Regions from separate parts of the Homo sapiens genome. Here region 1 is linked to region 2. The links are chromatin contacts, found by Hi-C or POLR2A ChIA-PET in ENCODE. All regions are on one chromosome and are shown on one strand. Each heading gives the region's core, a stretch centred on a gene start or an enhancer-like site at or near the end of the contact. The rest is flanking DNA. Distances are from core to core; before and after follow the strand shown.

What was found. Hi-C counts contacts between places; a loop is a spot of excess contacts on that map. ChIA-PET counts read pairs that join two places held with the same protein, here RNA polymerase II (POLR2A). Pooled maps may share reads with other maps.
Region 1: a map with no recorded cell type shows a loop between it and region 2 (5-fold over the local background). The contact joins two enhancer-like sites. A Hi-C loop is called at or near these places in 4 of 37 single-sample maps with no recorded cell type and 3 of 50 pooled maps. POLR2A ChIA-PET finds 5 or more read pairs at or near these places in 2 of 52 experiments (A673 and MCF 10A).

What each region holds. Positions count from the first base shown.
Region 1 is chr3:23,856,206-23,861,360 of GRCh38, reverse strand. All of the region lies in intron 3 of UBE2E1 (ubiquitin conjugating enzyme E2 E1), which reads right to left. Among named protein-coding and RNA genes, the nearest start is that of UBE2E1-AS1, 52 kb to the right of the region's middle. RefSeq lists an enhancer at 3,744-3,873. Within about 2 kb of position 3,805, at least 5 of the 41 ENCODE cell types and tissues checked have a DNase peak (open chromatin) inside an H3K27ac peak, as active enhancers do.
Region 2 is chr3:23,586,982-23,592,688 of GRCh38, reverse strand. It overlaps UBE2E2 (ubiquitin conjugating enzyme E2 E2), which reads right to left. Exons shown (of 6, transcript NM_152653.4): 6 at 895-2,955. The coding sequence ends at 2,858. Among named protein-coding and RNA genes, the nearest start is that of UBE2E1, 220 kb to the left of the region's middle. RefSeq lists an enhancer at 2,404-2,903. Within about 2 kb of position 1,573, at least 2 of the 41 ENCODE cell types and tissues checked have a DNase peak (open chromatin) inside an H3K27ac peak, as active enhancers do.

The DNA of each region.
Region 1 (5,155 bases), core at 2,556-5,055, 270 kb before region 2:
TAACTCCAAACACTGAAAACATCAAACAATTCAGAAACAAGAAGCTACTTAGAGCCTTCAATAAGTGAAGCAGAGAGCCTAATTAAAGAGGCTATAGGAGGTCTAACAACCTGGACAAGAGCACTGGCAATGGAAACAAAATTGTCTCTGGGGAAATCATAACTACTTCATAGTAACAATACTAAAGAGTTATCAATAAACCACAGATCCTCCGAAGGCATCAACACATATACAAATAAGATGTCTACATTCTACCTTTAAGGAGCAGAAGGGAATGCAAACTGTCTTTTTCTGGCCTGTGCAGTCTCCCTGCGGTATTGTTAAATAGACATCCCAAGCATCACTCCAAGCATGGCTGTGTAGCATTTGGTGCAGTCATCACTTACTAAATAAATAAAATGTGACTTTACATATATATATCTCCTTGTCTGTTTATATATTAACATTTCGAAAAACAATCAAATCATGTACCTTCATTTTAGTTCAAAGAATGTTCACCATTAGTTACATCCCTAGTGAATTCATTTACTATTATATGCAATAGTTTAAATATAGTGTACATGCTATTTTAGGTACTACCTAGTTTTATTTCAAGAAGTTAAAAAATAAGGCTTCATATTCTTTAAAAAACACCATTTTGATGTTTATGGCTTATAGCAAATAAAGAGGTAAGTGTATGGGAAAGAAACACATTTAAGCAAAATGAATACTTTTAGTCAGTTCACTTGATACGTTGGTTGGGTTGTGCTTGTTGTTAAGAGCCAGGACCCACAGCTTTAGATACAAGGCACATTCAACACCACGTAAGCATGAGGTAAGATAGTATCAAGATAAACTCATAGGATAGCCACTTTAATACAGTCCATTTCTGACTACTAATTGTACCTCTCTCAGAATTTTGTTAACTAAAGTCATTGTTGATGTTTGGCCATTTTAGTGTTTTGTTAATGTGCGCTTCCATTAACAATGAGCCCCACAAAGCCACAAGGAAGCATACCAGCTAAAACATTGCTAAAAAGGTAAAACCAGAGCGCTAAAGATTTGTCTAGCCGAACAGCTAATTTAGTGAGGTGCAGTCACCAGCATCAAAGGAGCAGTAGTGGCAGCAGAGTCTCAACCCTACAGAAACCTGAGCGGGTCAGAACGTTCATCTTCATCTAGCCAAGGTGAAAGCACCCAGAAACCAAGGACAGACAGCTGTGAGAGCAAGCTGGCAGCAAAGGGCTGAGCTCTGAATTTCAGTCTGGTAGAGCAAAATGATTTTCTCCTTCAGCAATGTCAGAAGAACCATCCCTTATTTCAAGACATCCTTACACATCTGCTGTGTGCAAAACCTGCACACAGGACGTGGTTCTGAACTGCTTCTTCAAAACAAAGTAAATGAAAATTTCAGTGGCTCCAGCAGTCGGGACTGTTAGGCATGAAACAATGAGAGTACGAAATAAATCCTTATATGCTTTATAATAATATAATAAACCAATAAAAATACATATTCATACTTAGTATTTGTTCAATACTATGCTAGGTACCAAAGAATTTTGCCTGCTGGATGGGCAGGTTGAGGCCAAATCATTAAGGGCTTTAAAAACCAGGGAAGACAGTTTACCCTCAATGAACTGGGTAAGGCAAAGCCACAGCAAGTTCTTCAACACCATTTTGGAGAGAATATCTCTGTTTTGCATTAGAGGAAACTGAGGCCCAGAGACTTTAAGTAATTAACCTTAAGGCCATTCAGCTGCTAACTGGCAAAGACTGGACTCAAATCTCTGTATTACAAAGGCCACTCCATTTGCTATGGCATGGCCAACTGTTGCTCAGGTGAGAGAAGCTTCATTTGGGCTAATGTTTCTGGATGAAGAACCTGGTAAGCAGACACTGGTAAGCAGATAGATATGGGTCATCCACATGGATATCAAAGTCACAAGGGTGGGAGCAGGTAATATGGAGAGTCATGGGGCATGTGCTCAGGTGAAGTGAGGAGGTAGCAGTGTTGGAGATGGAGGAAAATTTCCATGCCTCATACCTCCCTTAAGGAGTAAAAGAAAGCAAGAATTTAACAAGAGAGTGAAAGAACAGCTGCAGGCACATTACTCTCTGGGAAGATGAAAAGTAGGTCAAGGATTAAACATCACTTCCTCTCAACCAGCTTCCACGGGCAGAGCAGAAGGATCTGGCCTCAGGCAAAGGCAGGCTGAACTAGAGCTGGCACTAGATATTGTTTGGCCAGGAGTGTTTAGTGAGGTAACTGGTAGTAAGTTTAGACTAGCAATCAGTTCCATTTAATGAATATGGCAAAATTCTAGTAAGATACACAAAAATGGTAAATAATTAATGCCTTTTCTCATAAAACTACCAGCCAAATTGGGGGGTGGGGGACTGTCCAACAATAAATGATTAAAATACGAGGTATTTGATATGAGGTAAATTGTTAAAGACGAGCTCAAGTGAGGGTGGCTTAGAAATGGGCCCAATATAAAAATTTCCTATGGGCAACCCTCCTCTCCCTCACATGTAAGCAGATAGCATGCCAGCTTTCAAGCTCCCTTTCTTTTACTTGTGAGAAAGTGGGGAGGAGGGAGGACAAGTATTTAGGACAAGTTTCTCAAAAATGAATAGCTTCAGTGCTGCAGGTCAGTTGTTCTTACACACGAGTGGTAAGAATAAGAGAAAGCATTACATTTTTTTCATAAATTTTAATTTACTCAATATAAAGGTTTGTCTTCCATTGTCATAAAGTTCCTGGCCGGGCGCAGTGGGTCACTCCTGTAATCCTAGCACTTTGGGAGGCCAAGGTGGGTGGATCATCTGAGGTCAGGAGTTCAAGACCAGCCTGACCAACATGGCGAAATCCTGTCTCTACAAAAAATACAAAAATCAGCTGGGCGTGGTGGTGCATGCCTGTAATCCCAGCTACTCGGGAGGCTGAGGCAGGAGAATTGCTTGAACCCAGGAGGCAGAGGTTGCAGTGAGCCGAGATCATGCCATTGCACTCCAGCCTGGATGACAGAGCGAGACTCCATCTCAAAAAACAAATAATAAACTTCTTCATATTTTGTGATTAAAAAGTATCCTCCCTTTTATAAAATGCTGACGACAGTAAACAATGACTTTTTTTCAATGTCCTTGCAAAACAAAATAAAATTAGTAGCCCTATGTCTGCCCTCTGCATTGAAATCCAGAATTTACACTGTAGGTAACAGCTTCTATAGCCCCAAGTGGTATCTGCCATAGAGCCTTCGCAGGGAAAGCGCCTGAGGTTTAACTAGCTCAGTACCTCTCAACTGTCCTCAGGCTCCCAGCCTCTTAAGAAAGACTAGCTAAGGTCAGCCAGGCCAATATGGTGAAACCCCATCTCCAATAAAAATACAAAAATTAGCCAGGCACGGTGGCATGAACCTGGGTGACAGAGGTTGAACCTGGGTGACAGAGGTTGCAGTGAGCCGAGATCGCACCACTGCACTCCAGCCTGGGCAACGGAGCGAGACTCTGTCTCAAAACAAAACAAACAAAAAAGACTAGCTAAGGTCATTGCTACCATCTCATAGCCTACTGGCACCTCTGTCACTCAGACTCATTCCTGAGGAGCACACGCTGGGAACCATTTCCATAAGCACAGAAGGTTCATAAAGAGGCAGAGCACAACAGCTCTTGGAGTTGCCCACAGACAGCTTCCAAACCACAAGCAAGTCCTATCTCACCAGGCTGACACCACACCAATGAGACAAATCCTTCACAAGTGGCAGGAGAAGTGAAACTTCTGTATGTCAGACTATTTCCTAAATAAATTCAGTGTAACGTGACTCGACAGGCATACATCTCCAGTCTGACAGGCAACCCAAAAGTGTATGTTTTGGAAAATAACATCTTAAAAGTACTGAATGTGTTCTTTATAAGGACTTCTCAGTTGTCTTGGTATTCCTTGCTACCTCAACTTCAATTCTTCCCACATGAAAATTTCTATTTTCACTCCTCTCTTCTTTCATTTCACAAAAATGTGTGCTTCTTTCTAAGATAAACATGTGGTCTTTACCTAATTCCTCTTTTACTTTAACAGTGAATAGAACACTTGGTTACAAAAAGTTCAAACTTTCCTATGCAGAAAGAAAAAAAAAACCACCAGACTCTAAAACATACTCCTGAACACCTCTACCCCTCCAGGCTGCTGGGCCAGCTTTCTCCTGCCCTTCAGTGCCAATTTCCTGATGCTTCTCCTAAATACACACAGATCCCTCTACATGTGATTCAGTCCTACTTTACCTCAACATTCCACAGTAAACTAGTCTCAAAAGTCACCAAAGACCTGCCAGGCTCAAAATTAAATGGCATTTCTCATTCTCTCTCTTTTTTTTTTTTTTTTTTAAGAGACAGCCTAGCTCTGTCACCCAGGCCGAGTGCAGTGTTGTGATCACAGCGCACTGCAACCTCAAAATCCGGGACTTAAGTGATCCTCCTGCCTCAGCTTGCCAAACTGCTAGGATTATTGAGGTGATCGGCTGCACTCAACTCCATTTTTTTCATCAGCCTTTTTGTCAAGGACTGATGAGCCCTGCCTTCTGGAAACATTCTTGATAATCATGACATTAATTTTCTGATTCCCCTCTAACCTCTGAACTCCCCTCTCACTTTTCTAAAGCGCTTTCTTTTCCTGCTAATCTGTCAGGGCCCAGAAACAAATCAACAGGAGTTCCCATTGGAGTGGTATGAAAAGAGAGATGCATTTCAGGGAAGGGTTTAGATACGTGAGGTCCATAGTGGCTTTACTAAGCATTAATGGGTGATGAAAGGGAGAAAGCAAAGTCACAATCCGATACAAATCTAGAAGAAAATCTTAGTTTGTTGATTTAACAGTTGTTGGTCCTTGGCAATGTACCAGGAAAATAATGCCTTACTACAAAGCAATGACTTCCAAACCATACTCCAGATGGGGAGAGAAGGCTAATGTTTTAAACGTCTGTCTTCCCTGAAATCTGTTTTAAGAAAGGGTTAACACTGCTTTTTAAAGCTTTAAAAGTACACTTAACAGTATGATATAAGAAACCACAGCTGGGCTCATGCCTGTAATCCCAGCATTTTGGGAGGCCAAGGTGGGTGGATCACAAGGTCAGGAGTTTGAGACCAGCCTGGCCAATATGGTGAAACCCTGTCTCTACTAAAA
Region 2 (5,707 bases), core at 324-2,823:
ATGAAGTATGAATAAATCATAAAGTTGGGGAGAGAAGTTTTACAGCCTCTTCATATCACAGATGGGCATTAAACCTAAAAATGGGTCACAGGAAAACAAACAGGTCAGTGACTAGAATTCCTACTAGAGTTGTTGTAATCTTTGGTTCCTAAATATCACAAATTTTGTTTTGTTTTTGAGACAGCGTCTTGCTCTGTTGCCCAGGCTGGGGTGCACTGGCGCAATTATGGCTCACTGCAGCCTCGACTTCCTGGGTTCAGGTGATCCTCTGACCTAAGCCTCCCGAGTGGCGGGGACTACAGGCGTGCACCACCATGCCCAGCTCATTTTTGTATTTTTTTGTAGAGCCTGGGTTTTGTCATGTTGCTTAGGCTGGTCTCGAAATCCTGGGCTCAAGCAATCTCTACCTCGGCGTCCCAAGCTAGGATTACAGGTGTGAGCCACCAAGCCTGGCCTAATAACACATTTTTAAATGGTCTGATGTACAAGTAGATGTGAAATGTGCAATGTAATATATTTATCACTTAAAATGTGTGTTGGCTGGCTACAGTGGCTCAAGCCTATATAATCCTAGCAGTTTTGGAGGCTGTGGTGAGAGGATCACTTGAGGCCAGGAGTTTGAGACCAGCCTGGGCAACACAGTGAGACCTTGTTGCTACAGACCAAAAAAAAAAAAATTTAATTTAAAAACTGCCTATAAAGATTGTCTTTAAAGTATTAGTATTATGGGTCTGGTTTAATCAGCCAAAAGTAGGGGAAAAAAGCAGTTTAATAAAATTTTATTTTCAATGGTTCAATGCCTTTAGTGCTGAATTTTAAAATCTGAAGTAAAAATAAAAAACTTTGTGGTGAGAAACTGTAGGCAATTAAACATTCTGAGCAACTTTCCAAAAATCAGTGTTGTACCATATTGAATTTATTTTATGTTAAAGAAAGAAATGACACATCGTTATTTGTTTTTCATCCAGCCCCCAGTCTATGTTGGTCTGTGTCAGGGATTGGCAAACTACAACCCATGGGCCAAATCCCATGCCTATGGTGGTAAATAAAGTTTCACTGGAATATAGCTCTGCCCAATGCATTTATGTACTGTCTGTGGCTCCCTCTACTACAACTAGAGGGTTGAGTAGTGCATCAGAGACCATACAGTGCCCTGCTATGCTGAGAAATGTTTTTAAATAAAATGAATGGTAAAATCGTTATTAAAAAGACAAAAAATATTCTCAGGTATTTTGGTTTAGAAGTGGCATTTGCAATATTTAAATATATTTTCTTAGGATTTATTTTTAACTAGTTAAAAACAACAAAAACTGTATCTTTTGAATCAGGCATTTTAAATGTTAAAATATTTAGAGGTGGATGACTTATGCTTATAAATCCTGCTTTTCAGCAGTGAAGGTGTTAATGGTTCCTTAAATGAGACCAAGAGTATGGTAGGGTCTGTAACTGTATGGTGCAGCAGGAGTAGGAGTTTCCACTACGCTTTGTTACACTAATAACCCTGAATTATCAATCAGCAAGTCAGCGTGTTTTAGAAACTACACCACCCACGTTTCCTCTGCCTCCTATAGCTGCACACTAAAATAGCCTGAAGGTGAAGCCAGACAGACACCCTTGTCATTGAATGGGCTGACCGTGACCAATACAGTTGAGTTTACTTCTTTTGCTAAAATCATGGAGAAAAAAGAGCAGCAACAACAACAACAACAACAACAAAAATGAACAATACAAAGCTTGAGGGCAATCACTGTAACAATTTTGAGAGAAATAAAGTTGAAAGTGGCTGAACACAATGATTAGCTCAGACTTCACTTTCACAAGAAGGCTATTTTTGGAGTTACATATTTTAATTGTTGATAAAGAAGGCTGTAACAGAAAGAATGCCCAGTCAATATGTAAAATGATAGCAATTTACTATAACAACCATAAAATCATCAGGCTACTGACAGCTGGAGAAATTCCACATGCTAAGCAACTCAACTCCAAAGAAATATTAGAGGTTTGAGATGAAAAATACACTTGAACCTGTAATTGAATTAGACAAGCCTCACTGCACGTAGGGCTACAGCGGTCACCAGGACACAAAGCAAATGTCGGGTTACCAGAAGTGCAGTTATCAGCCACAGTGATTTATTGAGTGCTTTAATAATACAAGTGTACATCAACTGATCCACAGTCAAAAGTGGCAGGTCCCTAAGAAATTTACAAGCACTTTAAGTAAATCAAAATACATATTATTTTGTTCAATCCAACAGTCTTCTGCGGGAGGGACAGAAGGCTAGTGATAAACAGAGTCTCAGTAATGCACAGTGATTCTGATTGAAGCTTTTGTACAAAAACTTGTTCCCAGTAGCATGCACCCACCAATAAAGACTTCAGTACAAAAAATTAACCCTAAGCACTACATTTAAGTAGAAACGAGATATAATTCTGAATGTGTTTTCCCAAAGATCACATAAAAGAAAAAAAAATCAAAATCAAATAAACAACAACAAAAAAAACAAAACCACACAGTAATACAAAGCTTTGTAAGAAAGCTCTTACTATTACAGCTCCAACATTGTTTGCACTGAAAACAAAAGTTCCCATCTATGATGAGGTGGGAAAAAATCCCAAATCTTTCAAGTTAACAGAAATCAACAAGGGAATAAAATGAGAGATAAAAGAGAGCGTGGGAGAGAGGAAGGGGGGCAGGAAGAACTGGGATGGGAAGATGGACAACATACCATCACAAAATGGTTCCAAATTTAATAAAAATAGGAAAATAAGAACCGAGGTCTGGAGGGGTGGGCAGGGCTACCGATGCACTTGGTGAATGTGCTTGCACAGGTCCCGCGGGGCGGCAGGCAGCAGGCCCCTATGTGGCGTACCGCTTGGTCCACTGTCTGGCCATCCGGTCATGCTCTGCTCTGTTGGTCATGTACTGTGTGGCGATGCTGCCCACCAGAGGGTCAGCTGCAAGGAAAGCAGAGTTGGGAGTCAGTAAATACCAGCACTGTGGGGGAAGAAGTGTTCAGAAAGCTGGCAAGGAGTGGGAGGGTAGGAGATGAGAAGCTGCTGTTCTAACCTGGACCACCATTGCTGCGGCTGAGCCAGTCACCTGCTGCTGACAGACTACATTTCACACCAGCTGCCCCAAGAGTCACCTATCTGTATTTTACTGATAGCTCTTGTCATATTTCTTGACAAGTCTTATTCTCTTTCCCTGTACCCACCACATACTTCTCACCTTGCTCCCCTCGTATTGGTTTTTTTTTTTTTCTTTTGAGACAGGGTGTTGCTCTGTCACTCAGGCTAGAGTGCAGTGGCATGATCACAGCTCAGTGTAGCCTTGACCTCCTGGGATCAAGCAATCCTCCTCCTGCCTCAGCCTCCTGAGTAGCTGGGACCACAGGTGTGTGCAACAACACCTGGCTAATTTTCAAATTTTTTTTTGTAATTTTGGGGGTCTCACTATGTTGTCCAGGATAGTCTCAAACTCCTGGGCTCAAGTTATCCTCCTGCCTCAGCCTCCCAAAGTGCTGGGATTACAGGTGTGAGATGCCTGTCTTCAAGTAGATATTTCACGGAGAAAATGCAGGTGGGCTGTGGGCAGGGGACTCATGGGCTCTTGATGAGCTCTCCTGGGAAGACGTTTGGCGGTCTGGACAACTCCTTACCCTAGGCTAGCACCACAGGCAGGTGGCATTCTCCTGCCAGATTACCTTATCTGAGGAGACGCCAGAGTCTGAGCTGGACAGTCAAAAGAGGGGAGAGATGGTCCACTTCTTCCTCAAAATTTGGTAACATCCAACCTACATAGCTCATTATTACAAAAATACTAATAGATGTTAATAATAGCTAACACTCACCATGACTAACCATGTCCTAAAACTCTAATATGTTAATGACATGGATTTCTAAGGAGCTGACACAGGAGGAAATTGGAGCATAAGGAGGCTGAGTCTCTTGCCCAACGTGGAGAAAGGGGTGGAGCAGGGCTTGGAGCCAGAGTTCACCCTCTTAACTAACAGGGTGCTGTTAGTTAACAGGGTGCTTAACTTAACAGGGTGCTGGGAGATAGCTCTCTATCCAGAATATTGATTGGGTCAACGTTTAATTAAAAAAATTGGGGCACGGTGGCTCATGCTTGTAATATTAGCACTTTAAGAGGCTGAGGCAGCAGGATCGCTTGAGTCCAGGAGTTTGAGTCTGTAGTGAGCTATGATCGTGCCACCACATACCAGCCTGGGTGACAGAGTGAGACCCTCTTTAAAAAAAAAGACAAAAAAAAAAAAACAAAAAAACAAAAAAACAAAAAGCAAAGCAATTAAAAAAAAAGTAACTTAGGTTCCTAAAGATCCCAGATTCTACTCTTTTCCCTCCAATTCTCTAATTTCACTCTTTCCCCGATTTATATTTCCCCTATTTTTGGTATTGGGAATTTGGGTATATTAGAGCAGTCAGGTAAGGAGGATCCACTAGGGAAAATGAGAAAAATCATCAAAAGCTAATGTTTGGTAGGAAAAAAATAGTAGAGAATATGGAACTACGTCTGTGGCCCAACACCACCGGCAACTTGGGAAGATCCTGAGACTAACCTTGTAAGGCACTCATGGTCATATGTTCTCAATATGAAAGGTATAATAGAAACACCACTTTTTAACCTATCTGCTGAAGCTCATGATAACAAAGCCTTTGAAAGCCTGCTCAACAAGACTTGCTTAAGTTTTCCTGGAATTGTGTAAATCTCGTAATAATTATTCCAGGGAGAAGCCAGTTTCCTACATTCACTTATATCACAATTAGTAGACTACTTAGTATGTGGGTTTGTTCGAAACGTTTGCCTCTCTGCCTACTCTTTGTGATTCTTCTTCATTTTCTCAGATGTTGAAATGAAAACTCTACCATTTCACCCAGTCCAGTCAAGATTCAACAAGATTTAAACCAGCACTACCAAATACAGACACAAAATATCTGGCAATTGGCCAGGATACTTTTTTAAAAATGTAGCCTTTCACTTGAGCTTAAGTAATGACATTAGAGTAATAGGGGCCAAAGTGAAATCTGAGTCACATTTCTCTACCTTCAAAAAAAGTAATCTTGTTCTGATTCCTGGCATTCTAGAATGCAAAGAGTAGGGTGAAACGTGGGCATCCTTAATAGTTTAAGTCTGTATCACTCAAGATAGGTGTTTAATTAAATAGAACTTATATTAGTGAAACACATTGAAGATCCATTCTAACTTACTGATGAAGGTAAGGCTCAATGTCAGAAGAATAACACTGACTTATATGTTCCACCTCAAACTGTACCCACATCCAGAGTGTACACACTGGGAATAAGACAGGTCTGCCACTTCAGCTCAAAGGGGGTGGAGGGAAACAAATGAAGAATAAAGGGAACAAGAAGCTGTGGGGTGGGAAAATGTGTCATATCAACTGTTAATAGTATTTCAGTACAGGCAAAAGGAGAAACAATTAAAAACAAGTTAGAGTGCTGGTAACAATTAGCGTGCGTTGTGCAAACTTTTTTTTGCATGCTTAACATTTAATTGCTTTCAAGGTTCTTTTACGTTTTCAAATTTGATTAAAAAATTTTTTTTCCACCTGTAAAATTATACACACTAACTATAAAACAGTAATTAATAATAATTTAGAAAACCACCTCAGACAATATGCAAGACAGGAAGTTGAAAGTAAAGACCATCTCGTGTATAAATCCACGC